Linked DNA regions of Homo sapiens: regions 1, 2, 3, 4, 6 and 7 are each linked to region 5. The links are chromatin loops, found by intact Hi-C in ENCODE. Cell type or tissue: Calu3. All regions are shown on one strand.

What was found. Peaks named below come from ENCODE experiments on the same cell type or tissue, not always from the same donor. Only the 100,000 strongest peaks of a DNase experiment are listed, where the experiment ranks them.
Region 1: a loop joins it to region 5, with 3 times the contacts of the local background. A loop is called at or near these places in 7 of 110 quality-filtered maps.
Region 2: a loop joins it to region 5, with 3 times the contacts of the local background. A loop is called at or near these places in 12 of 110 quality-filtered maps.
Region 3: it touches region 5 in a loop (8-fold over the local background); 16 of 110 quality-filtered maps call a loop at or near these places.
Region 4: it touches region 5 in a loop (2.2-fold over the local background); 4 of 110 quality-filtered maps call a loop at or near these places.
Region 6: a loop joins it to region 5, with 3 times the contacts of the local background. A loop is called at or near these places in 5 of 110 quality-filtered maps.
Region 7: it touches region 5 in a loop (2.3-fold over the local background); 3 of 110 quality-filtered maps call a loop at or near these places.

Annotation. Positions count from the first base shown.
Region 1 is chr3:188,162,835-188,166,834 of GRCh38, forward strand. The region is part of intron 1 of LPP (LIM domain containing preferred translocation partner in lipoma); the gene reads left to right. Among named protein-coding and RNA genes, the nearest start is that of LPP, 11 kb to the left of the region's middle. RefSeq lists an enhancer at 1,408-2,607. In Calu3, no CTCF peak of the experiment used is centred here; DNase peaks (open chromatin) are centred at 1,767, 2,947 and 3,857.
Region 2 is chr3:188,346,408-188,350,407 of GRCh38, forward strand. The region is part of intron 3 of LPP (LIM domain containing preferred translocation partner in lipoma); the gene reads left to right. Among named protein-coding and RNA genes, the nearest start is that of FLJ42393, 170 kb to the left of the region's middle. In Calu3, no CTCF peak of the experiment used is centred here; DNase peaks (open chromatin) are centred at 2,414, 3,374 and 3,754.
Region 3 is chr3:188,946,027-188,950,026 of GRCh38, forward strand. TPRG1-AS1 (TPRG1 antisense RNA 1) reads right to left here and starts at 1,613. Exons shown (of 2, transcript NR_046873.1): 1 at 1,253-1,613. In Calu3, a CTCF peak has its summit at 1,522; DNase peaks (open chromatin) are centred at 1,735, 2,035, 2,335 and 2,705.
Region 4 is chr3:188,035,316-188,039,315 of GRCh38, forward strand. All of the region lies in intron 2 of LOC107986166 (a long non-coding RNA gene), which reads right to left. Among named protein-coding and RNA genes, the nearest start is that of LINC01991, 61 kb to the left of the region's middle. RefSeq lists an enhancer at 1,146-1,440. In Calu3, CTCF peaks have their summits at 2,036 (motif pointing right) and 2,241; a DNase peak (open chromatin) is centred at 2,006.
Region 5 is chr3:188,292,831-188,296,830 of GRCh38, forward strand. The region is part of intron 2 of LPP (LIM domain containing preferred translocation partner in lipoma); the gene reads left to right. Among named protein-coding and RNA genes, the nearest start is that of FLJ42393, 120 kb to the left of the region's middle. In Calu3, no CTCF peak of the experiment used is centred here; a DNase peak (open chromatin) is centred at 2,211.
Region 6 is chr3:188,217,548-188,221,547 of GRCh38, forward strand. The region is part of intron 1 of LPP (LIM domain containing preferred translocation partner in lipoma); the gene reads left to right. Among named protein-coding and RNA genes, the nearest start is that of FLJ42393, 41 kb to the left of the region's middle. In Calu3, no CTCF peak of the experiment used is centred here; a DNase peak (open chromatin) is centred at 1,874.
Region 7 is chr3:188,364,128-188,368,127 of GRCh38, forward strand. The region is part of intron 3 of LPP (LIM domain containing preferred translocation partner in lipoma); the gene reads left to right. Among named protein-coding and RNA genes, the nearest start is that of FLJ42393, 190 kb to the left of the region's middle. In Calu3, no CTCF peak of the experiment used is centred here; DNase peaks (open chromatin) are centred at 2,014 and 2,304.

The DNA.
Region 1 (4,000 bases), 130 kb before region 5:
GGGCTGAAAGGATTTAGACCTAGACAACTCCTAGTTCAAGTCCTCGTTGTGCTGTTTAATACAGGGTGCTCCCTTGGTGGTCACAGGCACTATTTGTTTTCTCCACGTATTCATTTTTAGATCTCTTATTAATGAGGTCACCACAGTTGAGTATAGTGTGCCCGCAAAAGTGGGATGAGTGCCACAGACATTCACGGGCATTTCCAGGTTGTGCGCTGATTTGTCACCAGTGGATGGCTGTGCAGTGTCCCTTCTTCCACTGCCACCATCCCACCTTCTCTTGGGTTTTGTTTGCACTGTTTGTATCTGTTACCCGTGGAGGGTCTGCTTCTACTGTTGTAATTGCTTGTGTTGTGACTTTGCATCATAGCTGGAGATCCCTCTGTAGTTCAAATGGAAAGCTGGTGTTGAAGGTGAAACCAGGTCTTCTTCAGAAACTTGTGTGGGAACCTTTCATGGGCTGGATAAGCATGAGGATCAGGACAGGGCAGGGTCACTGACCTTAAAGGAGGATGCTTTGACCTGCCTCCAGCATGCACCCTTCCTGCTGAAGCCATTGTTAGTGTCCCTTAATTACTCAGGCCACCACCCAGCAGCGCAACTGTCAACTTGCAGAGGACTTCAGTGGTATCAGTAGTGTTCCTTTTTACTCTCATAGGTGTCCTGATTCGGAGGATACGTTATATGGTCACCCTACTTATAGGTGAATATTGAGTGAGGTAGTGTAAATAATGTGCATAAGGCCAGGCATAAGGCAAGGACTCAACAAACATCCACTGTTTTTGTTAGAGGGGGTGCTAGGTGCTCAAGAAATGTCTGCTGAGTGGCCAGGCATGGTGGCTCACGCCTGTAGTCCCAGCACTTTGGGAGACTGAGTTGGGTGGATCACGTGAGGTCAGGAGTTTGAGACCAGCCTGGTCAACATGATTTAACCTCGTCTCTACTAAATATACAAAAAAAAAAAAAATTAGCCAGGTGTGGTAGTGGGCGCCTGTAATCCCAGCTACTCGGGAGGCTGAGGCAGGAGAATCGCTTGAACCCAGGAGGCTGAGGTTGCAGTGAGCCAGGATGGCACCACTGCACTCCAGCCTGGGCAATAGAGCAAGACTCTGTCTCCAAAAAAAAAAAAAAAAGTCTGCTGAATAAACTACATTTATAGAAGTGGAATTTAAGTTTGTTTGAAGGGTATGTCAAGATCGTAAGCACTTACTATTTATGAGGGTTGATAAAATCATGTTAATGTATATCTATAATATAAGAGAGTGCCGTGGGAGAGGCGCATGTGAAGGACTGATGGACTTGTGAATTGCTGGAGCCTTTTGGAAGTGCTGAGCCTTCAGTTAGACATTGAAGGATGGGAAGGCTTAGACCAGGATTCAGCAGGCAGCTGAATTGCTCTGGCTACTGAGAGTTAAGGAATAAGATTGGTTCTCTGTTCATGTGTGTACTTTAGCTGGGTCCCTGAATCTATTATTTTCCATCCAGTGGCCCATCTTGATAATGATCTCTAGCTGTAACCGTGGAAGCCTAATGCTCTACTAAACTCTGTGCCAAGAGGTCACAGTGGAAATTCATTTCCATTATGCAGAGTCATCTGCACTTGTACTTCCTAGTGAATTTCCACTGAAGATGGTTCTTGTTTAGTTCAAGGAAGAAAATAACTTGGTTGGCACCTGGAGCTTCTGTCTTGTTTGGTATGAAAACGAATCATTTTCAGGAAGTGCAATAAAGAGTTGCCACCCACAGGGCTGGGTGTGCCCTGACTCATGGGAAAGGCAAACTCTGCCCTGGCCAGGCAGGTAAGTGACACCTTTTCTTAGAATGAGGTGAAAGATAGGTCAGTGTTCCAGTAGGTGGTCATTGTCACCCTGGAAGTCTCTCTTCTTGGTCATAGTTTAATAGCTTTACCTGGAGAATATCTAGGGTTCCAGTAGTGACAGCTGGACAGGACCCTAAAGATAACATTCTTTCCATAAATTTGATACATTTGTGTATTCATTTGACATCGTGTATCAGGTGCATCTGTGAAAGAATTAGTGATATGTTACTCTGGGTTTCGACGATGGAAACGTGAATGCAGTGTGGTCTCTGCTTGCAAGAGGTCACATAAATCATCAAGACAGTATGTAGAAGTATATGCAAAAAATACCTGAAGGGGCTAGGTGCAGTAGCTCACATTGTAATCCCGGTACTTTGGGAGGCCGAGGCAGGAGGATCACTTGAGGCCCGGAGTTCAAGACCATCCTGGGTAATATAGCAAGATCCCATCTCTAAAAAAATAAAAATAAAAAAATTAGCCAGTGTGGTAGTGCATGCCTATAGTCCTAGCTGCTCAAGAGGCTGAGGCGGGAGGATCCCTTGAGCTCCAGAATTTGAGGCTGCAGTGAGCTATGATCATACCACTGCACTCCAGCTGGGGTTACAGAATAGACTCTGTCTGTCAGGAAAAAAAAAAAAGTCTGATGGCTCTAATTGGATGGTAACTCCCTAGGGACCTGGGGAAACTCAGATAAAGAGATTGTCATTTGATTGGGCATTGAAGGGTAAGTGGGAATTTGTTTGGTGGGATAGAGGATATTTAAGTGGGAGACATAACATGGATAGAGACATGGAGGTGAGAAAGTGCATGGTGCCTTGAAAAATTAGAGTCATGAAGGTGGACTGCATAGTAGAGAGGCTGTGGAGATGGGTTAGGGTCTACATTGAGAGAAACCTTTATTGCTGTACTGAGAAGTTGAGACTGCATTCTGAAAGGAGCATTGAGTAGATCAATGAGATGACTGGATCTGTGCCTTAAGAAAATAATCAGCTATAGTGTGCTAGACGGATTGAAGGCAAGGGTGCTAGAGACAGCAGGAGCTGTCTGAGCTGCTACAATAGCCCAGGCAAATGATAAAGCAAAACCGAATTAGGGTTGAGGCAGTCGATATGAGAGATGACTCACAGATAGAATAGAAGTCACAGAGTCTTCTCATTTTGCATAAGGGGAGACTCAGCACCTAAGAAAATTACACGTGCAAAGTTCACAGCCCTGGTCCCAGCGTAACACTGAGGTGATCTCGTCTGCCCAGTGTCTTAGACGGGTGACGGAACATACGGCTTTTGAGAGAACTGCTTGTCAAGGAAGATCTCCACCCTTTTTTATCTTGTAAGGATTCTGTGACATCTCTTAATTCTGAATGAGATGAGATGGCTCTTTCTGGAGTTACTGAATCTCTAATTGCTGGAGATATTCAAGCAGTGACTGACTGAACTGTTACCGTGAAAGTTCAGGCATTGGTTGAAAACTCCTCTGCGAGGTCTTTAAGACCTATCAACCCTGATTTTTTTTTTTCTTCTTTCTTCTTCTTCTTTCTTTTTGTTTTTTAAATTTAATTCCTGGGAAAAGAGACTTATAACAGTCTTATCTGGGAATGCTTTATCCATTTGGCTCCTCAGGATTATTTTAGACAAAAGGCAGAGAGAGTTAAAAATGGATGATTGAGCTCTAAGAATGGTGGCCTGTAGTTCATTCAGAGTAGTGATGGAACAACCATTTCGTTGCCAATAAATTAATGCTCACTCATGTGGGAGATATTGGTAGCTGGCTCAGCTTGCAGGATCCTGGTCAAAATGGACCATCCACATAGCATAATACTTATCTTGCTGTTGCCATTTCTTATAGGGCTTTATGGAAACATGTGTTTTCCTACAAATTACAGGTAAATCATACCAGTAGTCCTGCGGATGGTTATTATTATTGTCCAAGTTTAATCAGAAGCTTGAACCTGGGAAAGGTTAAATGATTTGCCCAGAACCCAAGCAAGTTAAACATTGAACCAGGACTTAAGTTTTCTATTATCGCAATGCCAGATTCTTCCTGTTCCCTGCCTGTGCAGATCTCTGAGTCCGGCTCTAGCTTTTGTTCATATTCATATCCACAGCATCTGCTGCAAATCCTGGGATGTTATAAATAATTTAATAAATGTTTATTGAATGAACATATGAATGAATGAATGAA
Region 2 (4,000 bases), 54 kb after region 5:
CACCCCCACGCCCAGCTAATTTTTTTTTTTTTTTTTAAGTAGAGATGGGGTTTCACCATGTTGGTCAGGCTGCTCTCAAACTCCTGACCTCAGGAGTCCACCCGCCTCGGCCTACCAAAGTGCTGGGATTACAGGTGTGAGCCACCGTGCCTGGCCTAAAGTAGTAGTTCTTAATATACGTGTGTGTATGTGCGTGCACACGTGCATACACATGATCCTGTGTTTGGGGCAGATGTGAGGATTATGGAATTTTCAGAAACTCAGATGAATTTATGAAATAGTTGGAAAATGCAGAACTCCAGAAAATGCTATCAACAAGTTTAGGAGGTTTGTAGATGCTCTGAAGGCCATCCATGAGTTAAGCAAAAGTTTTCATTCTATGTGGGAAGTATGAGATGACATTTGAGTGGCATACATTTCCTTTTGCTGTTGGATTTTCCCCGTAGTCACCTATTGTTATACTCTGAGTGTTAGGCTCGTTTTGTAGCATGACTTTTGGCATGTATGTATCTCAAACTATTGAGTGATATTTTAATATTGAAACTCTTATTCTACTTCATTCATTCACTCATGCATTCAAATTCAATTTTAATTCAGAATTTGCTAAATGCTAGACATCTCAATACATTATTGTATATAATCCTATAAAATAGAAAATTGCTAGGTGCTCAGAGAGGTTGAGTAATTTGCCCAAAGTTTTACAGCTAATAAATATAAAATCTGGATTTAAATCCGGATTTACTCCAAAATATGTGAATACCTCCAGAGATAACATTGAAGACAAATAGAGACAATGATGCAAGTTCATAAACCATGGAAATTTCTGGTAGAAAATGGTAGATGGGCCCCAGAGGAATACAGAGAATGTGTACTATGGGATTTTAGGAAGGGACAAGATCATACATTATGAATTACTTCATATCATAATTCGTTAACTACGTGTTTATCTGGCTCCTTAAGAAAGAATAAAAAAAGCTAGATAATCATATGAAACACATTATGCATAACTCAGTTTTTTTCTTGTTCTTCAAACTTCTGTCAGGTTAGTGCTCTCAATATCTTCATTTGGTAAGTGAGATGAGGAGATGAAGAGTAGTTAGGGTCATAGTGCCCTGATCATACTGAGTTTTCACCTAAATAGGAATTTCAGTGCTTTGGGTCATCTATTTTGTTCCCCTCCTCCCGGCCTACCCCCCCATTATATTGAGCTTGAGACTTTTAACAGAGATAACTTCTGACCACGCACAGATCAGCACAAATGCAGATGTGAGCAGCTAGAATTTGGATGCTGCCAAATTGTGATGACTGCCACATGTGTGAAGCTAAAGCTTAGCACCTGATGACCCACTGTGAGTGTGTGGGGGGGCCAGAAGAGTGAAAGGCAGGTCAGAGATGGAAGACGCCTCGGAGTTTCTCAATGGCAGTACCTTCACCTTGCAGATGCAGAAATGGAGGTGGTTAGAAGGGGTAAGACTTACTAAAATTCACACAGCAGGTTAATGGCTCTCTGAGAATAATGGCAAAACAAGAACAAGGCTTTATACCAGCAATCTACAGTAGTATCTACTTTTATTTCCTACCTTTCCGTTGGCATATACTCACACTGATAGGCTTGACAGGCAGATAAACCTGTATTTGAAGGTCAGCAGGATTAGTTGTGTGGCCTTGGATAAGTTACTTGATTTACTTGGGTCTCAGGTTTGTTGTCTGTAATAGAAACCATACCCTTTTTCTTTTCTTTCTTTCTTTTTTTTTTGAGATGGAGTTTTGCTCTTATTGCTCAGGCTGGAGTGCACCGGCATGACCTTGGCTCACTGCAACCTCTGCCTCCTGGGTTCAAGCGATTCTCCTGCTTCAGCCTCTGTAGTAGCTGGGATTACAGGCATGAGCCACCACGCCCAGCTAATTTTTTGTATTTTTAGTAGAGACAAGGTTTCACCATGTTGGCCAGGCTGGTCTCAAACTCCTGACCTCAGGTGATCCACCTGCCTCAGCCTCCCAAATTGCTGGGATTACAGGCATGAGCCACCGTGCGTGGCTGAAACCATACCCTTTTAACAGGACTATACCAGTGTACTGTTCAATATACAGAAATACTATCACCCATCTGATTAATAATCCTTATCACAGCCCAATGAGACAGGCACAGATGTTCTGCTTTTCAAGATTCTATTTCCTAACTTCATCTTGACAGTTGTAAGTCTCTTGCTTCTCAAAGTTTGGTCTGAGGACCGGAAGCATCAGCATTACATGGGAGCTTGTTAGAAATGCAAATCTCAGATCATACTCTAGAACTTCTGAATGAGAATCTCTACTTTAACAAGAGCCCCAGGTAGTTCATATGCTCATTAGTGTTTGAGAAACATTCACTTCGGCCCTCGCCCTATTTCAAGGCTATTGCTGTGGTGTGCTGACAATGCCTGGCATGCTGCCAGCATTCTTGGGGCATGCTGTACCATGCCTTGAGATAGCGGGGTCCGGGGGGCGGGGATGCTGTGAAGTCACTCCTTGGGAATAATGGAAGACTGGGTTGAAGGGATCCAGCAGGCTTTATCTTTTTAACACCCTTCATTTCCTTAGAAGTTACTATTCAGAAGGGGTCAAACTGGGATTGGATTCTAAGTCTTTCTGATCCAAAGTCCATGTTCTTTTCATTAAACCACGATGTCTCAGTCAAGAGGAATGCTGGGTTGTGGGTGATAACTGTTCATTCCCTGTAGTGTGAATATTTCCACACTGGCTGCTTTACCCTATTACTCAATTCCTAGAGGGGAAGAATTTTTTTAAAAAAATTTAAAAAGCCTGAGTTGAAAGCCAGGATCCTGCAGCTTAATCAGTTATTTTTGCTTTTTAATGAGGGTGACTATTGTGAAATAAGTAATTATTAATTACTCAAAACTAATGAAATATTTTAGTTTCCTTGCTCAAAAAGCATATGGATGCTAAAAGAAAGCATATGGGTGCTTTCTGGGAAGCATATTGGTGAATGGACAAATTACAGTGGTGCCAATATGCCTTTGCTGTCTGGCTGGGGCCATCAAAACGTGTGCTGGCATCTGAGTCCTCGTGTGTTTAAAGGGATTTTTTAAAATTCCCATTTGATAAGTGCCTGGGGTTGCCTCTGGAGTTACACAGCGCTGTCTCATCAATCTTTCTGCCATGCTTTCACTCAGACATTACTGGCTGAGTATAAACTCGGTATAAACCTTTGCTGTAAGTAGCTTCTGTGGCTCTTTCTTTCCAGATGCCTCCTATCCTCTGCAATAGGTTCAGTGGGCCTGCCCCATGGATGGCACGTATGGAGACTTTGTCTATACAACATTTTACCACAGTGGTAAAAGCAGTAGCCGAAAAGGTGGCAGCACTGAGACCTGTTTGCTCCATCAGGGACTCTGTCTGAGGCCCTCGGCCAGCTGTTGAATTGCTGCACTGCAAATTTCTTACTTGTAAAACTGGAATGATAATACCAGTGCTCCTGAGCTCACAAGCATGCTGTTCATCCAATTTGCAGTCCATGCCCTTTGCTCTTCCTCTCCTTTCCTTCATGCCTCTTCTCCTTTGCTGCACGTTCAGCTGGTCTAGTAAAAAGCTTGATGGATTTGGAGGTGGCTGAAACCATTTTGCTTGCTCTGGGGATTGCACACTTCTGAGCTTGTCAGAGGCAGGCAACATGGCATGTTTTAGAAGATACTTGGCTGAGTGTCCACGAACTGTGGCTCTCAGACCAACGTGACTTAGTAATCATTTACTCAACACCTACAAGCAAGGTAGCTTGCTAAGAAATTGAAGGAGGGAGCTGGCGGGTCTGTGGAGGTGAGTTTGATTCAGGGCCAGTCAAGACTTGGTGTGATGTGTGAGCTCAGTAATTATACTTTGAGAGAGACAGAATTTGGAGAACTCTTTCCTATTGGAGGTTTCTTATAGAACTAGGGACAAGAGCTGGCTTTGAAAGATTATTAATTGGACTTTGATAAGATATTACAAGGATTTGAAGAGTAAG
Region 3 (4,000 bases), 650 kb after region 5:
CTACCTATCTTTGTTATCAGAGAAACATGACTGTGACCAACCTAGGTATATACAATTTTCCACAGCCATGTGAAAGTTTTATGACTCTTTAACATTTCTGGTTGTCTGCTATGCTCGGTGCATTGGGCTGGCTGGACCTTGTATATGTTGGGAAGAAGGAGGACTTACAAAGACTAAGATACAGTCTTTGCTTCCAAGAGGTAAATAAAAAACAACTAAAATATTCTATCATCCACACCTATTCCCTCTCCCTTCTTTTTTCAGCATGTTACTGGATGCTGCCTCTTTATCCATCTGCCCTGGTGGAGATCTTGAGGTTACAGGAATAGCCAAGAGAGACACAGGCAGAGTTAAGTCCAAAGCAGTCAGCAAAGGTGGGGAGACATAGATGGGTCCAGGTGGTAAGTAGGATTGGCCTTGTTATTGGAAGCTGAATGTAGTTACTGGACTTGGAGATTTCGGTTTCTAGAGAAGACAGCAGCTCTCCATGCCCAGTTTAATACTGTGGATTAGCGTGGGAGTGGCCCCAGACCCACAGGCAGAAAAGGCCAATGGTCAGAGTGGAGATCCTCAGGACACTCCAGGTGTCTGAGGGAACGTAGGTTTATCCCTCTTTATTACTAAGTGGATTGCTGCTCCCCCTTGCAGGCCAAAGCATGAATACTGGACATAGCCCACATCGAGGGTAGAGAACTTGGTTTTGGCTCTCAAGTCGACCACTCATCAGCAGATGACTGTGAGCAAGTCACTTCCTCCCTCCAAGACTCCATTTCTACAGGGATTCCATAAAATGGGCATAAGAATTTTCACTGTGCTCGTATGGACTGGATTAGGCCATCATGTGCATTAACACACTTGGCTGTGAGCACTAGGTGCAGCCAAGATGCTGATGGGAAAGAAAAGTCTAGGTTTTGCCCCCTGCGTCGTTCCTCGTGACAGGATTATGCTGAGGGAGGGCACATTAGATTGACTCACACATACTGAAATGGTCATAGTTATTGAGGTTACCCAGTTTCCAGGCCTGAACTAGTAAACCCAGCAATGAGAATCAGCCAGCATTAGCAAGTTTTCCGTGTGGGAGTGGGGTGGGGGTGGGGACTGGAGGGAGCAGGCGCTGAACCAGGAAAGGAGGAGGATGCTCATCATTGGCTAAAGATCCATGCCTGGAAATTAACGGCGTTAAAGTGAGACTTGCTTCAGGTTCCAACCCGGTAAGGCAAATGGAGAGGCTGTCAGGAGACCAGAAGTTTACCTCAGCTATTGCACCGACGCACCACGTGCTCTGGTGCACATCCACCGCCTCTTCCTGCCTCAGTTTCTCCTTTTGTAAAACAACAGCTTGTAAAGGCCTGGGGATCTTCTCATCCACGGGAGTTTTCTAAGGATGCAGGCGAAAGAGGTAGGAAAAGTACTCTGTCTCTGTCCTGGGTGTTCGGGATCAAGGCCTTTTGAACCAATTCCGGAATCCGCCACCGGGCGGTGGTAGGAGAGAGCCAGAGGATTCGTCAGTAAGTGTGCGTGCGTGACAGAGGGCTTTTAAATAGATCGCTTTGTATCTAGCACGGTAGCACCTGCTTCTAAGCTTCCAACGGCAGCTCGAGCAACGCGATCATTCAGAAGCGGCCGCTTTCCATTCACGTCTATAATTAGCGCGCAGGCTGCAGCTCAGGCTCGAGCTGCAAAGCGGGGCGGCGGCCTTGTGGGCGGGGCCACCACCTCCTAGCCCCGCCCCCTTCGAATTCCACCTTCCCAGCCCTTCCCAGCCAGGAGCCTCCTGCAGCCTCCTCCCCACCCCCACTGTCTGTCCTCGCCCTGGTTCTGGGCTTCGCTCTCGGCGCTCCAGGATTCCTGGACGACAGGGCCCAATCGTACCCTCACTCTGGGATCACTCTTGTGCAGTAAATAAGCACCTTGAAAGATGCATTCCAGGAGGGCAGCTATATTTAGAGTGGCATCCTCCTCTCCTCCCCGCACGCTCCTGCGTCCCGCCCTCTCCCCTCCCCGCCCCGCTCCCCGATGCCCCTCCCAGCCACCTCTCCCTCTTTGTCGCATTACATAGTAATCTGAGATGCACTGGATGTGCTCCAGGGAACAGAATGTACTTGGCAGAGACGCGGGGCTTGATGTCTGCAAAATGTCGGAAACGCAGCCAAGAGCTGCTAACTGGGTCATTAACCTCCAAAAGCAAAGCGAGGACTGTAAGGCCCGCTCTGCCTCCCTTCATCTCGCCAATAAAAGTGCCTCAGTGTGAGGGGGAAGAAAAAGCCCAAGGTTGACTGCTTTGATTTCTAGGCACCAAAGGCAGGCCCGTCCTCTCGTCCTGGCCCAGGCCCCAGCCCCTCCGGGCCAGCCCCTGCGCCACATCAGAGTTTACAAGTGACCTTTGAAAGGCTCAGCAACCCCGCAGGGCCATGCTTGCGCCTCAGCAAAGAAGTTACCCAGCAGCCGTTCCCTACCGCACAGCCTTGGACACATTTTCTTGGGTCCAGGAGGAGTTAAGGGAGTGGGGGTGAGTAGGGGTGAAAGGAGAAGGTTCCAGGTCCTTCACCTACAGTGAAGGGCTCTGCTGTCTCTCCCCTCCTCTGCTTCTCTCCCTCTTTTTCCTCCCCCTCCTCTTTCTTCTTTCTTGTCTTCCTCCTCTCCCTCTTCCACTTCTTTCTGAGAGCAGGCTTTGAGGTAGGTTCATGAATACATGGCCTGGGTCCAGGGGATTTGCATTCAAGCCGCTTGCAGCTCTGTTACTTGCTATGTGACCTTGGGTGAGTCACTCATTTCTCTGCTTTTAAATTCCCTTCTTCTCCATTGTTCACCACAATAACACCTTCCTGACATACATCACAAAACAGTGAGGCCAAATGAGAAAGTCTTTCCCTGACCGCCTTGTCTTTCACCCCTCTGAAAGCCCTGAGGTCCAAAGTGCCTCTGGCCTTGTGTGTACTCCTGGAAAATAGGAATACAAGTGGTCTCACCAGAAAGATTCAAACGTTTGAATGTTTTCAAGGGGATAGCCCCTAAAATCCACCCTCTTCAAGTTTTCTAGCCCTGTGAGGTTGCCAAACAGACACTTCCCCCTAATGCTCCAACCCACTTCTCCAGTGGCTAGAGAGAGAAAGTGACCGGTACAGAAACCAGAAGAGGTTGTGCAGTTCCTCAAATGAGACTCCCTTCCTTGTTGGAGGGAAGACAGTCAGCCTGGTAAGACTAGCAGCAGCCCACGAGATGTGGGTCTGAGCAGTCTCAACAAAAGTCCAGGATGAGGAGAATGGAGATTTGTGCAGCCATGCTGATAAGAGGAGGAAAGCTCGCTCCTGGTGCTCTCTAGGAAATTAGAACCAAGCCCAGCCTGGCATCAGCACCCTTCCTGCCTCATCTCTCGTTGGTCTTACCACTCCTTCCATGGCAGCCACATCAGATGGGTTCTGGCTGGTCGCGGTGCTCCATGGACGCCTCCTGCTTTCCTGCCACTTGGGCCTTGGCTGAGATGTCTTAAAAAATTTTTTAAACTCATCAGAATTTGATGGCCTCTATTTGGCCTATCTCTGCCACACATTCAAATCTTTCACATCCCTCAAAACCCAGCTTCAATGCCATCTCCTCTATTTAGATGTCACTTCTTTCTCTTTCAGTCTCAGTACACCCAGCCAGCCTTGGGTTATGCCATTTTTGTGCTTGCTAGATCCCTCTTATGCCATAGAGATTTCTCTGTGGATACAAACTCTGCTGTTGATCTCAATACTGATGGCTAAGGTATATCATAATACATCATAAATACATCCTGGTTTGCCATCTCAGTTTATGACTTTGTCTTGGTATAATATAAAATGTACCTTATGGCTAAGGTACATCATAAGGTACATCATAATACATCCTGATTTGCCATCTCAGTTTATGACTCTGTCTTGGTATAATTAGTTATTAATAGGTCCCTCCTTCACCTTGAAGTTTTTGGGTTTGGATGATAAATTATACAGTCACCTTACTGAGGGTCTCTATCCAAGTA
Region 4 (4,000 bases), 260 kb before region 5:
ACAACACTAGCATATGTGTGATCAAAAAGGTAATAATAGATGTTGGTAAGGATGATGAAAAATTAGAGCCCCTATGCATTGTTGGTGGGAATGTAAAATGGTGTAGACATTTTGGAAAAGTTTGATCACTCCTAAAAATGTTAAATATATGGTTAACATATGACCTGGCAGTTCCATTCCTAGATATATGCCAAAGAGAAGAGAAAACATGCCCACACAAAAACTTGTATATGAATCATTATTCATAATAGCCAAAACATGGAAAGAATTCAAATATTAATGAACTGATAAATAAACAAAATGTGGTGAAATATTATTTATACATCAAAAGTAATGATATACTGATGTGTGATACAACATGGATAAACCTTGAAACTATTTTGTTAAGTGAAAGAAGCCACTTAGGAAAGATGGCTTATTGTATGAGTTCGCTGATATGAAATGTTCAGAATAGGAAAAACTATAGAGACAGAAAGTAGCTAAGTGTTTACCCAAAGCTGGGGGCTGGGGGTGGGAAGGGAGTGGAAATGGAGAGAGATTTGCCAGTGGGTGCTGAGTTTCTTTCTCCGATGCTGAAAATATTCTAGAATTGGGTAGTGATTATTAAATCAAAAGTTCATTAATGTACTACAAATATTATTTTACACTTTAAAGGGGTGACTTTTATGGTACATTAATTACATTTTAATGGAGCCACTCTGGAAAAGAGAGAGCAAGGAACTAACTGATGGAATGAAGACCTAGAGGACATAAGAATGGCTAACCCTCCATGCCAGTATAAGACGTGGCTTTAAATAGTTCTAAGACTGAAAGAAGGGAGAACGGATGAGCACGAAGGTACCTTTGCAGGTGACAGAGTAAAGGTGAGGGAGGCCCCAATTAAGGGAATTTACTCCAGTGCCTCAATTTTCTAGAAATTAAAAGTAATATTAACTGCTGGAACTAAAGGGTTGGGAGTTGGGTAGAGAACTTGAGGAAAAAATACGCTAATTAATATAATCAAATGTAGCCCCTGAAGAAAATGAAGAGGAAGCAGCCTAAGAATAAATAAAAGAAGGAAGTTGGCATTTGCTAAGACTCTCTTTGCATGGCATCTGGCCCTCAGGCACAGTTTGTTCTCTTTTTTATTCAGCACCTCAGTAATCTCCACAAGAGCCCTAAGAAGACAGTACTGCCAGGAAACTGTTCAAACAGACATATCTGTAGGGGACCTCCGGGCTGCACATGACCCATTTTTCAACATCACTGGCCAAAGTGCAACAAGGTCACGTACTGCAAATATTTGTGATTAGAAAGATTCTTTCCTCTAAAAGTTGCCATGAGATAGTTCTGTGAAATATAAATATTGGCTCAGGGTGATTGACAGCAACTGAAAATTCAAACAAAGGCAATACAGCCCAGGGATCCTCTGTGGTCCCAGCAGTAGGGGAATCATGCACCATCAAGACAACATCACAGACCTCCCTACCTAGGGCTCAGAGGGTTGGGCAGGGTAAATTCTGCTCAGTGCCCCTGTTAGCTCACTACTGGAAAAGCAGAAAGCTTGGCTTCAGCCACCTCTACAGCCCAGAGGACTCCTCCCCTGCACCAGCCGGTAAGACAACTAATGTAATGTTGAGGAACACTCAGAACTGTTTCTAAGCCTGTTTAAGGACACACTGATGTCTCCAGGCAAATTAGCCTATTATCAAGCATAGCAAGTTGAATAATGGCCACCCAAATATATCAAGTTCTAATCCCTGGAATTTGTCAATATTACCTTTTTGGAATGAAAGGGTCACTGCTGATGTAATTAAATTAATTATTTTGAGATGTGCTTTCTGTGGGTTAAATGTGAGGATCCTCAATGCCATTCCAAGTGTTCTTATCAGATAAAGGCAAAGCAAGATAATGAGAGCACACATAGGAGGAAAGCGAAGGGAAGACTGTTGGCAAGTCAGATTGCTGACAACCCCCACAAGCAGGAAGAGGCAGAGAATAAATTTTCCTCTGGAGCCTCCAGAGGGAGCATGGTCCTGCCGACACCTTGATTTAGGACCTGTAGCCTCCAGAACTTTGAGAGAATAGTCTCTTCCTTTTAAACCACCCTAGGAAACTCATACGCATGGCAACAGTATTTTCTTTACTCTCATGAGCCTAAAAATGCACATTTGATGTTGAACCTGCGGAAAGTGAAAGTTTGGGATAGAAAGACAGGAAGTGGAGCCCATGGGACTATCATCTCAATTCATCCACCTCCTGCGGGAGATTTTTCTATGTCCTTTCTAGTGATTCCTGCACACCCTCACACCCACCCCACCCCACCCCTAAATACTGCCTTTACAGGAGCAGATATAGTTCCTTGGTTGTATAACTCTTGATGGAAACTTAAATTCAAGTGTAAGGAAAACAGCAAATTTGGAGCCAGAACGCAGACTGAGCCCTGATCTACCACCTCCTGTGCAGCTTTGGCCTCAGGCAGTTTATTTTACCCCTAGTCTACTCAACTGAAAAATACCAGCAATAATTCTAACCCCCCAGAGGATGACTTTTTGTGAAAACCAATCAAATAAGTTAATGCCCATGCCTTCACCTGGATTATCTGGGGAAAATTTGAAGCAAAGCTGACATGCTGCTGCTTTCTGAGACAGCATAATTCCAGGCAGCAAGAATAAGGGTGAAGGGAGGGAGGCAGAAAGGAGGGGGGAAAAATGCAAGAAGGTGAGGACCACACTGGCCACAGCACCACCAGGGAATGTGGCCAATGACTCATTCTTGTGAGATATTGTCCTTGAGGGAACCACTGCAATACAGAATATTGCTGGAGCAGGGAGGAGCTGGAAGAAAGGTGAGGGTGTGATAGTCACCTCCCTTCTGCCTCCCTTCTCACATGGGGCAAACTTCATCTCATGGAGAGTTAACTCTCCTGGATCTCCGTGGTATCACCCTACTCCTCTGAGCAGCCCTGGGGAAGCAAGATGTGAGTCATCATCTGGTGGAAGGAGGAAAGCAACATGGTCCCATCTGGTTGGTTCTAGCACTGGAGCTGTGATAGCACGGCTCCCATCCAGCAGGTGTGGCAGAGGCCATGCCACAGCCCAGCCCTTTCCTGAGTGGGGTGGGGATGACTGAGGAAGCTGGCAGTAGTAGGAGATGCCAGAAAGGTATCAGCCTCCGAGACATTCCCCTAAGTGAGCCGCAGGCGTGGAGGCAGTGGGGACGCAGAAATGGACTGGCACATAAATGGGGTCCAAAGCTTTGTGTGAAACAGATTGGGAAATGTCAACTGTTTTACATATATTACTTCACTTGGCTATTTTTGTTATCTTCCTGTAGTTTTAACTTTTATTATCTCAAGTAATTTTAAGGGAATAACCCACCATTCTTTCAGGTGCACCAACACTTATTTGGATATGGTTTGTCTCATCTTCACGTACAAGAAACAAACTTAGTAAAAAACTGGTGAGAACTTGGTTCTCACTTAAACAATATGGCAACTGATTGTGGAGGACACAGTCAACTAGGGACAACACAAGTTGCCCTAGGGTTCCCTGGGAAACAGACTCTGAGATGAAGCTTCGTGAGCAGGGAGTTTATTGGGAATGCAAAGGAGTGAGGGAAGCAGGATTGGGTGGCAGGAGAGGTTGAATGCACTGTGGTTGGTCAGGAGCTGGTGTGGCTTTTCAGAATTGTCTGGGATTGAAGCCACGGGGTCAGGTCTCTGCATCCCTACATCAACTAGTCATTGGATGGGATCTGTGCCTAGGATGGAGGTTTCACCTTGGGTAAGGCAGCTCCCTTCAGGCTACGGCAATTCCTAGGAAGAGATTCAGCTGTGATCCCAGCAGTACTGAGTAGCAGAAATGAGTCCCTCAGTTCCAAAGGGCATTCAGGGGGGCCGCATCACAGCATTCATGACAACTGTGTTTCTGCAGAAAGAGGGAGTGGGTTCTATTGGCTGTTGCCCTCATCTTACATGTCTTTTGTGGACTGATCATTCTGCAAGGAAAAGCATGTTCAC
Region 5 (4,000 bases):
ACCCCTTGACTTTCCATTTTTGATGGTTTCTTTTGAGGTCTACGTCATCTGGTAATTTTATTGGTGTGATTTATGCCCCCAGTAAGGATCAACTTGTATAGATTCTACATTCTCATGGAAGTCTATGTACTGTCTCTACTGTGTAATAATTAGCTCCAACTCTACAAACAAGGTTAGAAATGAAATCACCAGCATTACAAGTGAGACATAACAAATGGAAGATTCCCTTCTCTGAGTTTCTCTCATACCGTTAATTTTATTTGAGCTGGCATTGACTCATTCTATATGTCTCTTCTGCTAGATTTTGAACTCTGGAGGACTGGTCTCATATCTTATTAATTATAATGGTGGCGCACAGCACATTATAGGTATTTATTACTAAGTGGTTGGGTTTAATATCTTAAGAAGCAGAAAATGTGGTTTTTCTTGAGAGAGAGATGGTTTTGGATGTTGTTCCTCTAGTATATTCTAAGCCTGCCCGCCTGGGGCTCTGTAACTATGGCTCCTAACGTGGGGAGCCCACAATCTAGCTATATCATGTTAGCGAGAGCTCTTTGTATACTGAAACAATAAACTTACCATCTTGATGAGTTTTACATGTAGAATGGCTTAGGTTATAAGGTACTGCCACCTCATTCCACTGTTGAGAATTGTCTAATGCAAAGCTCACTTTTTAAACATGGATAATTGGACAGTCATGAGTGGATCATCGAAGGGATAAGCAAAATATATGTCAAACTGAGAATTAATATCTATCAAAACACTTGCTATTATTTGGTAGATGGGAGGTTATTTTATTTTTAAGAAGTAGATTGGCTGAATGGAAAAGCAAAATGTGGCATAAAATAAAATGGGATATTGTTCAGCAGTGAAAGGAATAAAGTACTGATATGGACTACAACATGGATGAACCTTGAAAACATTATGGCAAAGTGAAAGAAGCCAGTTACAAGGCCGGGCACCATGGCTCATGCTTGTAATCTCAGCACTTTGGGAGACCGAGGTGGGTGAATCACTTGAGGTCAGGAGTTCGAGACCAGTCTGGACAACATGGTGAAACCCCCGTCTCTACTAAAAATACAAAAATCAGTTGGGCGTAGTAGTGTGTGCCTGTAATCCCAGCTACTCAGGATGGTGAGGCAGGAGAATGGCTTGAACCCGGGAGGTGGAGGTTGCAGTGAGCCGAGATCTGCCCTCCAGCCTGGGTGACAGAGCCAAACTCTGTCAAAAAAAAAAAAAAAAAAAAAAAAAAAGCCAGTTATGAAAGACCACATATTATATGATTCCATTTATGTGAAAAGCCCACAATAGGCAAATCTATAGAGTCTGTAGCGATAGAAAGTAGTGGTTGCCGGCAGGGTTGGGGTAGAGGATAGGTAGTGATTGCTAATAACTGTGAGTTTCTTTTTGGGATGCTGAAAATGCTCTTTATATGGTGGTGATGATTGCACAACACTGTGAAATACTAAAAACAGAACCGTAAACTTTAAATGGGTGAATTGTATGTAAATTATATCTCAATAAACCTGTTTTAAAAAGTGGATTTCCCTTTAATCTATTCTCTGAGGATTGCTTCAGGGATTCAAAATAGTGCATAGTGCCAAGTTTTAAACTCATATTGATTTGTTTTTGGTAAATAAGTCATGCATGCTTAACAATGGTGAACACACTTAAGGAAAAAGTGGTAACACAACTAGAGCCACCAAACCGAAGCAAGTATATTTCCACCTAACTTCATGCACGTTTTTTTCTCAGAAGCTTTAAAAATTTATACTTTCTCAAATGTTGATTAATGAGATATCTGATAAGAAATAACAGGGTACTGACAGTCCTGATTGTATAAATAGGCATTAGGGATTGTGTTCATGGTTTGCTTGTCAGCACAAGAGAAATGTGTGATTATGTTGAATGATAGTTAATTTTCTTATCCACCCATTTTAAAAATAAAGATGTACAGCTAGAAAACAGGTGCCCAGGGAATAGAGGAGACCTGCAGCTTTGATAATGAGCCCCAGAAAGAAACTAGAAGGAACAAGCTCCCGCTTAGGAGGTGCCGTTCGAGTCCTGGCCAGTGTCTGACTGTAGCTGATGGGTTTAGAGAACTGTGGCTGGCTTCTCACAAAGGATTTTTTCATTTACTCTTGTTTTGTGTTTGAGTATAGACAGCTTTTCCCATCCTCCATCAGGGTCATTGTCCCACCTTCTCTGACTCACTTATTGTGTCAACAGAATTAAAAGAGCAGCCGGTGGACGTGTGTAGAGGCTGAAGGAGAGCTGTGTTGCTAGCTTTGTATTTGAACGGTTCGTACACAAACAGTTCTCTTTGATTAAGTATCCGGTGAAACCAATTCACATGAACTCCAATTAAACTTTAATGAACAAGTGGGTGTATTAATATCAGCTGAGTAATGCAGGCAGCACAGATTCCAGTAAGTGACTCACTTCTCTGAGCAGCTCATTCCCCATGCACGGTTAGAGTTACTAGAAAGCTTCCAGCTATATTTGAGTGGATCTGGTCTGGGCCTTGTAATTCTAACAATCCTCAGGGCTCGCTATTCATCTAGTGACAAAACCACAGTCATCCAGACCTCTGTTTTCAGAGCAAAGATTGGGGATGAAGAGTTTTGTTCACATTGAGCAATTAGGCCCTTCGTTGAGCAGTGACCATTTGGACTTTTATTTTCCTCATCTTCCCATTTTTGTTTTTTTGTTATTTTATTTTTTAGAGACAGGGTCTCACTCTGTAGCCCAGGCTGGAGTGCAGTGGTGTGATCACAGCTCACTGCAGCCTCAGCCTCTTGGGCTCAAGCAATCCTCCCGCCTCAGCCTCCCGAGTAACCTGGAACAACAGGCATGCACCACTGTGCCCACCTACAAAATTTCTGTAGAGATGGGGTCTTGCTATGTCGCCCAGCTTGGTGTTGAACTCCTGAGCTGAAGTGAGCCTCAGCCTCCCAAAGCGCTTGGATTATAGATATGAGCCCCGTGCCCAGCCTTTATTTTGTTTTTAAGTGAGAATTATTTTTTTCTTAAACCCAGGGGCAGTGTAGGTGAAGGTTAAGGCAGTGAAGATAGAACAGTCAGTTTTGAAATGCACATAGCCTTCCTGAGCCTCACTTTCACCACATCTGCCAGTCTGCCTCAAGTCTTTAAGTTTCCCTACACCAGAGGCAGCAAGGTGTGCCTGGAATGATGAATTCCTTTGAGCACAGACCCTGTTCCATCTAGAGACTGATGACTGTACCTATTTCCTAGGAAAGGTTAAGCAAGATCGTGAATATAATGCTCTTCGTTTCATGCCGGCACATAATAAGTTCCCACTAAATGTTTAACTTGGTCCACTGGGGGAAGGATGAGAAGGAGGATTTGGAGATAAATGAGACTTGGCCCTTGACAATTCAGGAGCTTGGAGTCTTATAGAGATTTGACTTAAAAATGTCTGTGTAACTCCAGAGTGATAAAGACAAAAATGCTTGAAAAAGATAAGTGAGGATTCGGGGGATGGAGGAATCCCAGAGGTTGGCCCCGTCTGAGAAGGCTGGAGGTTAGGGTAGGAAGAGGTAAGGGTTTGGGAAGGTAGTTCTAGGCTGACTGAAGAGTGTGAGCAAAAGCAGAGGCAGGGATGTATCCAGGTATCAGATAGTGCACATTTAGTGTGGTTACAGTAGGTGATAATTTAGGAGGCTGATTGAAACTGAATTTAGCCTCTGCCTTAGTCACCAAGTCCTTTCCCAGCTCCACTTGCTGTTCTCTCTCTCATTCTCTCCTACCTATATTGAAACCAGTTGAAAATAATGGAGTCACACAGAGGCAGATGGCAATAATGTCCAGGTTGTGGAACATTAGCTCATTGGGCTTGCTAATGCAGCACCCATGAATGAAATTTACCCTCTTCCTCTCAGATAGCTCCTGCACTCAATAACTCCCATTTAGGGCACACTGTGCATAAAGCTCCCAACCATGAAGAGCAGGGAGGATCTGCCTCTAACAGTCAGGTAAC
Region 6 (4,000 bases), 75 kb before region 5:
TTACCGTAATTCAGGTGTGATGTGGTGGTAACTTTGACTAGGGCATAGAAGTTGGGCAGGAGAGGTAAGTTTGGGGCATGTTTGGGAGTGATCGTCTATAGGATCTCAAGTGTGATTTCCTTCAGAGAAATGCTGAGCTAAATGGGCAGGAATCTGGGATACTCAGAGGGAAATGAAAATAGGTGCCCTAGGGGGTTGCCCAGATAAGCAGCTGGCGTTCCAAGACCAAAGAGTATCTGTTTCTCACCCCTCTCCCATTTAGTTTCTAACCTTGAGCTTTGGGCCAGTGCACAGAGGATGGTGGCTTCCTGCCTTTGGCTTCCCAGCTGAGAGCTGTTGGAACGCCCCAAAATAAGCCCTGCAGAACGTGCAGCTTCCTTTGCTCTCCCTGGGTATTTTTGTAAAACATTCTTTCCCACCAAGAATGAGGAACGTTCAGAGTGATGCTGACTTTATGGGCTGTATTTAACATGTTGTTTTTTCATGGTGTTGTCTGTTCATGCAGAGATTTCTGTCTCCTGTAAACTCCCTGGTAAGGAATCTTCAATCTCCATGTGAGATGGGTCTGGAAGGCTCAGTGGGAGCCCAGAAGAGCTGGGGTTTGAAAGCCTCTCCTTGTCTTGAGGACTGGACTGCGGTCCAAGGGCACCTACCAGCCCTCTTTTTTCATTTACATTTGAATTCACAGTTGCTGCCCTTTGGCAGTTCCCTGTAATTCCTTTTAACAGGCTGGGCTTTCCTGCAGATACTTCATTTTTCAGGTCTTGGAGAAGTTAGGTAGTGGCTGAATCAGGTAGAGAATCCAAAATTCTGACCAAGCCCCATCCTCTAGCCACCAGGCCAAAGCAACTTAGCTTGTGACCTCATCCTCCTGTGTATCCCCTGGCAATCTTATACTATAATCAGCCTAAGCCCAGAGATGCTCAGAAATCATACACTAAGTCATCTAAAACTCATTTCTGAGGCTTTCTCATGCGCCCCTCTTGCAGTCTGTAGTTACCAGGTTTTCAAATAATTAGCATAATCTCTTAAAAACAGTGTTTTGTTATTGCTCATTCAAGTTTCTTCTAAAATTTCTTTTATATTACCTATTCATTGAGTTGACAAACATTTATTGAGTTCTTACTGTATGCCAGGCATTGTGCTAGGTGCTGGGGATTGATTCAAAGATAATTTGGAGGCGTATGGAAGGGGAGTGGATAATTACAGCACAGTGAGATAAGTGCTATAATAGGGGGATATATAAAGAGCCAGAAATAGCACTATGAATAACATCTTTGAACAAATTGCCTTCTTTTTTCCTTTTGGATTATTCCCTTATGTATATTGCCCAAAGTGGGATTACTGGGTCATTTAAAAGATGAAAACAATTTGGCACAAAAAGATGTAATGACTTGCCTGGGGAATACAGCTCAATTTTCAACAGAGAAAGAAAAAATTGTTGACAAATCCAGATTTAGATCACTTTACCAGGAAGATGGGGCAGTTTTTATACTACCCTTTCAACATGGTGGCTTTTAGGGGCGGGGTGGGGGGGATTTATTCTAAACATGTTAGCCTGCGTGTAGGAATCACACGTCCTCATATTTAATCTCACAACTTGATTGTTCTCACAAGAACCTAGCTGTATACATATTATCGTTTCCATTTTACAAATGAAGAAACTGCACCCTTGATAAAAGGAAGTAAGTTGCTCAAAATTCCATAGTTAATAAGTGTAGAATCCAAGGGTCAAGCACAGTTCCTTTTATTCTTTGACTCTATCCTGTTCCCCATGCTGTGTTTACCAATTGAGGGTACCTGTGCTCTAGCCGGGGCCCGGAATTTAATATTTAATGAGTCACGGAGGCTCTTAAGATGATGGTCAGGCTCTATGAAATAGGTGTAGATTTTCTTACCTCTGAAGTCATAGCCAGGGAACAATGTCTTTCTGTATATTGACCTGAAAGGACCCAAGGGCGCATTATTCCTGACCCTGGCTCAGGTGCTGAAAGGCTATTTGCATAGCCCTACTGTTAGAGCACAGAATCCCAAGTAAAGCTGAAACCATGCCACAGTTTTGCTGTGAAACATTTATTACTTTTCTAGTACTTAACAGTATTAAGTAAAAACTCCTGCCCCTGGTATCCAGGACCTGTCATAAATGGACACCAACATCGGTCCACTGTGGGTCCATGTGGGTCCTTGATGCTCCTGCTTACATATCTTTAAATCAAACACATTTCCTACCAACCCCCAGATATATCTTGCACTTTCTCACCTTCATGCCTTAGCACATGCCTTTCCTTTAGCCTGAGATAACCTCTCCAATCTTCATTCATAGAACTCCCAATCCTCCTGTAAACTTCTGCACAGACGCCATCTTGGGAAGGGAATAATCCTTGATCACCACCTGCTCTCCCATCCATTAGAAGTGATCTCTGTGTTCTCTGTTCTGCTAACTCAACCACAGTTAGCTGTGAGGCAATAGAGTACAAATGTATGCTGCATATGAGCATGGGATATGGATTTGAATCCCGGCTGTGATACTTCCTCACTGTCAGTTAACTTGCTTGAGCCTGAGTTTTCCCATCTGCCAGATGGGTGTGATACAATAGGTGCTCCCCCTGAAACCCACCATGTTGACAGGAGTAGTATAAAAATGGTCTGATTCTCCCGGTGAGGTCACGTAAATCTGGAATCGTCAACAATTTTCCTTTCCTTTGTTGTCATGACTTTTTTTTATGACATCACCTCATGTCATGTCACCGTGTGGTATGAAAATTTGCATTGTTACCTGTGCTTCTTCTGTGGCACTTGTCCTCCCTTACTTGATGTCTTATCTCTCCTTCTAGACTGGGAGCTCTTCAAGGGCAGGGAGGGCATTGCATCTTTGAAGGCCTTGACATATGGATACTGCTACAAAGTTTCCTTTAAGGGAAAGGAGGATTCCATACAACCTAAGTGGTGACATCAGCACAGGCTCATTACTAATCTCATGTCACGAGGTTTCAGGCCTGGCTGAGAACTCTGTGAGCTCTGTGATGTTGAGCTTCAGGCACATAGAGTACAAGCTGGGTAGGCCTCTGGCTCCTGCTTAAGAGACAGCAGAAAGGCTGGATGGAGCCTGTCTCCAGACCAGCTTCTTCTGATTCAAGGAGTTGGGTGGGACTGGCAGTTCACTGAAGGCAGAGTGGTAGTCCTGCTTGGAACGTGAAACTTTGTTTCTTTCCTGGGCCTTCCAGTGGGTCTGTTATGTTGGTGAGAGTTTCAGACCTAGAGGAAAGGGTCACTGAAGGTATGGGTTAAGAGCAACTCTGAAAGCCACCTGCCCCCCGACTTCTCTGTGAGTGGGGCCACAGGGAGAAGATCCCTTCATAGGTAGCTCCCCTACCCTTGCTATGCTTGGAAACTGACCATGGAAAGGGATTCATTTCTTAAAGGGATAGGGCTACCATTTAACTTTCTATTGTGTCACTTCCCGAAACGCAACACCTATGGCTTAAGATCCAAGTGCTTTAGAACATGAGATACAAGGTCTTCCAGGCTCTGGCTGCCACATCCCTTTCCAGGCGTGTGTCCCACCACATTCCTCTGCATCCTCTGTCACTGGCCTCACCAGATTAGTCACTTTCTCTGAGAACACCCTGAACTCATCCTTCTCAAGGCCTTTGCACATTGTGTTCCCTGAGCCTATTTTTCTCCTCCTCATCCGTGGAAATCCTCTTGGGTGTTCAGGCATCGTTTAGAAGTCACATCATCTGCAGAGAACTTTTAGACCCTCAAAAGGACGTTGCATGTACTCGTGCTTTTCTACACTTTTCATTCTGTCTTTTGTGTTCCAGTGTGTCCCCCATTGAGGCTCTTCGACACCCCTAGGCATGTCCAACTCAGCACCTACACCTGCTAGGTCCACACACTGTGTTATCCAAGACAGAAGGTGTTAGCAAACCTCTCTTTGGTGCGCCCCTGAATGCAGAACATGTGACATTCTGTTAACTAACAGTTGTGCCAGAGTGGT
Region 7 (4,000 bases), 71 kb after region 5:
CTTTGGGGATTCAGAGTTATTACCAAAAATGTTTAAGGCCCTGCCCGACTCATTGTTTATGCTCAGTTAATGTTAGCTATCTCCATGCTTTTCAGTCAATATATTGCATTGTGTTTGGAAGTCTTCATATCTAGTTTCATACCTGACACAGACTTGCTTAACTTCTGCCCTGGAATCTTTTTGCTATCCCTGTCTTACTGTCTTTAATAGAGCCTTTCTTATTTGATACTTATTTATATACTTGCCTTCGTTCGTTTTTTAGACAAATTTTATTTTCATATTTGTTGAATTAAACCAGACACAGCTTCTACACTTATGGGGTTTCCTTTCTGGGAGAATGGGGCTGGTGACAATTAATGCAGAAAACTTCTATTGGAGATAGACATGCAAAAACACTCAGAGATAGAGTTGAGGAATTTGTAGTCATTAGAGGAGAGAGATGTTAGTTTTGGCTGGGATTGGAGTTAAATGGAGAGAAAATAAAGGAAGACTTTCTGGAGGAGGAGGGTTTTGATCTGGAACCTGCACGCTCATTAGAATTTGAATTCGACCTGGCAGAAAGGGGAAAAGACTTCCCAGGCTGAGTGAAGTTTTGGAGCTGCACATTTTATTTTATTTTTCATATTTGTTTCCTGCTGCCCTCTGGCCACCATTCAGACCGTTTGGAGGCCTGTTATTGTAGGTGGGACCTAAGTTCCAGCACCAGTAGATGTGTGAGTGAGGCTTTTATAGTATTGATGTCTTGTATTTAAAATGAACAGAGGAAGAAGCCCTGGAGTCCATTCTAATAAATGTATTTCAAAGGGGGCTTTCTTCTTTTGTCTGAGTGAGAGGCAGGAATAGGAATGACAGAGGCAGCAAGTGTTGGATGTCTGTAGAAGAATCATAGAGTTCTCTTTAGAGCACTAAACAGAGGGCTAATAAAGGGCTATTGAGTCCTCCTTATGTTTTTTTCCTCTCTCAGATGAGTTTTAAGGGTAATAGAAGCGCTTTTTTTTTTTTTTCTGGTGACCTCTTAATCTTACTTTTCTCTCTTTATCTCTTCCTTTTCCTAGAAGCTAATATTAAAACCACTCTTGTCCTCTGCCATTAAAAATAAATCTGGGTAGGTTTCAGCAAGAGAGTATTTCCTAGAATGCATTATATTCTGGGCAGTAGAAGTGTATGTTTAAATACTTTTCCTGTAGAAGGTCATTATGACAACAGAGGATGCCACCAGCAACCCTGCAGTATGTGGTGAATGTGTTTCCACGCTGTGTCTGTCTCGCCTCTGCTCTCTGCCATGTCAAGCTGATTTTAAGTTTACCGTCACTTTTAGTATGTGACTTGATGAGGCACCATAATGTGTGTGTTGCTGGCCAAACATTACATGTCATGACTGTAGAATCATGAGACTGGAGTTTTAGCCTAGACCTTAGAACACGTACCTGCAAGAGGTAGTTATTCGAGCAGCAGTCTTTGTGAGACTGGAATTCAGGCACAGGGAACACTTGTTCCTAAGTTGCTGCCCCGTTGCTCAAAACATCTTGGTAATGTCTTTCTTTCTTTCTTTTCTTCTTCTTTTTTTTTTTTTTTACTCTGTTGAATGTTATCTTTTATTTTGTTTTTATTAAAAAATCAATTTCCAGCTTTATCAGGATATAATTGACGAAACAAAAGTTATGTATAGTTAAGGTATACAACATATTTTGAGGTACATTGCATTGTGAAATGATTACCCTAGTCAAGCTAATTAACATAGGCATCACCTCACAGTTACCTTTCTGTGTATGTGGTGAGAACGTTTAAGATTTACTCTATTAGCAAATTTCAAGTGTACAATACAGTATTAACTACAGCCACCGCACTGTGTATTAAATCTCCAGAATTATTCATTTGGTATCACTGGATCTCCCTTTGACCAAGAACCAAGATCTCCTCATTCCCCTGGTCCCGGTAGCCATCATTTTGCTCTGCTTCTATGTGTTTGACTTTTTTAATTTGCACATATCAGTGAGGTCACGCAGTGTTTGTTTTTCTGTGCCTGGCTTAGTTCCTTAAGCAACATTTCCTCCAGATTCATCCATCTTCTCGTAAATGACAGGATTTCCTTCTTTGTTAAGGCTGAATAACATTCCACGTGGTAATACACCGCATTTTCTTTATTCACTCTTCAAATGATGGACATTTAGATCGATTCCACATCCTGGCTATTGTGAATAACGCAGCAGTGAACATGGGAGTGCAGGTGTCTCCTTGAGACACTGATTTTGCCTTAGAGGGGATTCTGGGGCTGGGCTCCGTGGTGAAGGGCACTCTCTTTCCCTCACCTGGAGGTTATGTCAGCGGTGTGCTGGGGGTTGTACAGGTCATGTTAAGCTGTCCTTCCTGCCTTCCTCAATGCGTCATTTCTTATTTCTATGTTCCACCCAGGTGCTGCACTCTCGCCTGAATTCCTTAACGTGTGTGAGGTATTTTGGTGTGTGGCTAGTTGTTTAGAAGTTTCTGAGAGGGAATGAGTGCTGGAAACTCTATTTTGTCATTTGCCAATGTAACCCCACATTGGAATTGTCTTCAGAGATAATGAAGAGCCACTGCTAAAATCACAGACTCATGAGATGTGAAAGCGGGGAATCTGTTTAGCTCACATGCGTGTGAGAAAGCTGAGACCCTGAGACAAATATTGGCCTGTGCTGCAGGCTTTCAGTTAGACAGGGACAGCATCAGTTCTCATTCCCTTGTTAGCTCTATGCCTGATGTCTTCTCACTGTTTTGCTGCATTATAAAGAATTGATTTTTTTTTTTTTTGAGACAGAGTCTCGCTCTGTCGCCCAGGCTGGAGTGCAGTGGTGCGATCTCGCCTCACTGCAAGCTCCGCCTCCTGGGTTCAAGTCATTCTCCTGCCTCAGCCTCCCGAATAGGTGGGACTACAGGCACCCGCCACCATGCCCGGCTAATTTTTTGTATTTTTAGTAGAGACGGGGTTTCACCATGTTAGCCAGGATGGTCTCGATCTCCTGACCTCATGATCCACCCACCTTGGCCTCCCAAAGTGCTGGGATTACAGGCGTGAGCCACTGCACCTGGCCAGAAAGTTGATTCTTAGTTAAGCCTATGAATAGTTAGAAAAAAAAAAGAGAAGAGAGAAAGTTCCCCTTAGCATGGCCTATTATCACAGGGTATGTTTGTAGCAGAGGGAGAACCCAGTCCTTATAGAGTGGGTTATGGCTTCTTCTACATTCCAAGAAAATCTCAAGAAGTAGAAATCACTCTGAGTGTCAAATATTTTAGTTGCCTATTGTCACATCTATTATAAAATAGATCTGGTATAGATAAAAATAGAGTTAAACATACTAGTTAATAGATATATCTGGTGTGGATAAAAATAGAATTTAGCATACTAGTTAATATATAAATATGATGTCGATAAAAATAGAGTTAAATGTACAAGTTCCTAATTGGATTGTAGAACTTAACATTCAGGAGTAAGGATGCTGTCAAGTCTAAAGCTATGCCCTTATCCTAGTCAGTTGTTATATTCATGGCAGCCTTTTCTAAAATGTGCTCCATGAAATACTAGATTCATAAATGGTCAAATCACTGTGGGACTCTTGCTATTATTTCCACCCATTGTGGAGATTCTTGATGCATCCCCAACAAGTTTAACTCTGAGAAGTCGAACAGGCAAAAGCAATAAGCACAACTTTCTTTTCTCTTATGTTAGATTCAGGTTTTGTCCAATTTATTTTATAATGGAACCATTTTGTGGATGATTTCCCAGACTTGTGTTCTGTGGAACATTCTTTGGATAGCATGACTTTATTGTTAAAATTCTTAAGGTTCACATCTGTCATCTTATAATAATCTTGTGTGAAATATAAAGTCATTTGGGCTAAACTGTAGACCTCCATCTGCCCTCCCTTCCCCACAGGAGAAATTACAGGTTTATTTAAGGATCAAACAGTTTTGAAATGAAATGTTGTTAGGAGGGGGAAATAAAAACCTTTCAGAGCTTAATAAT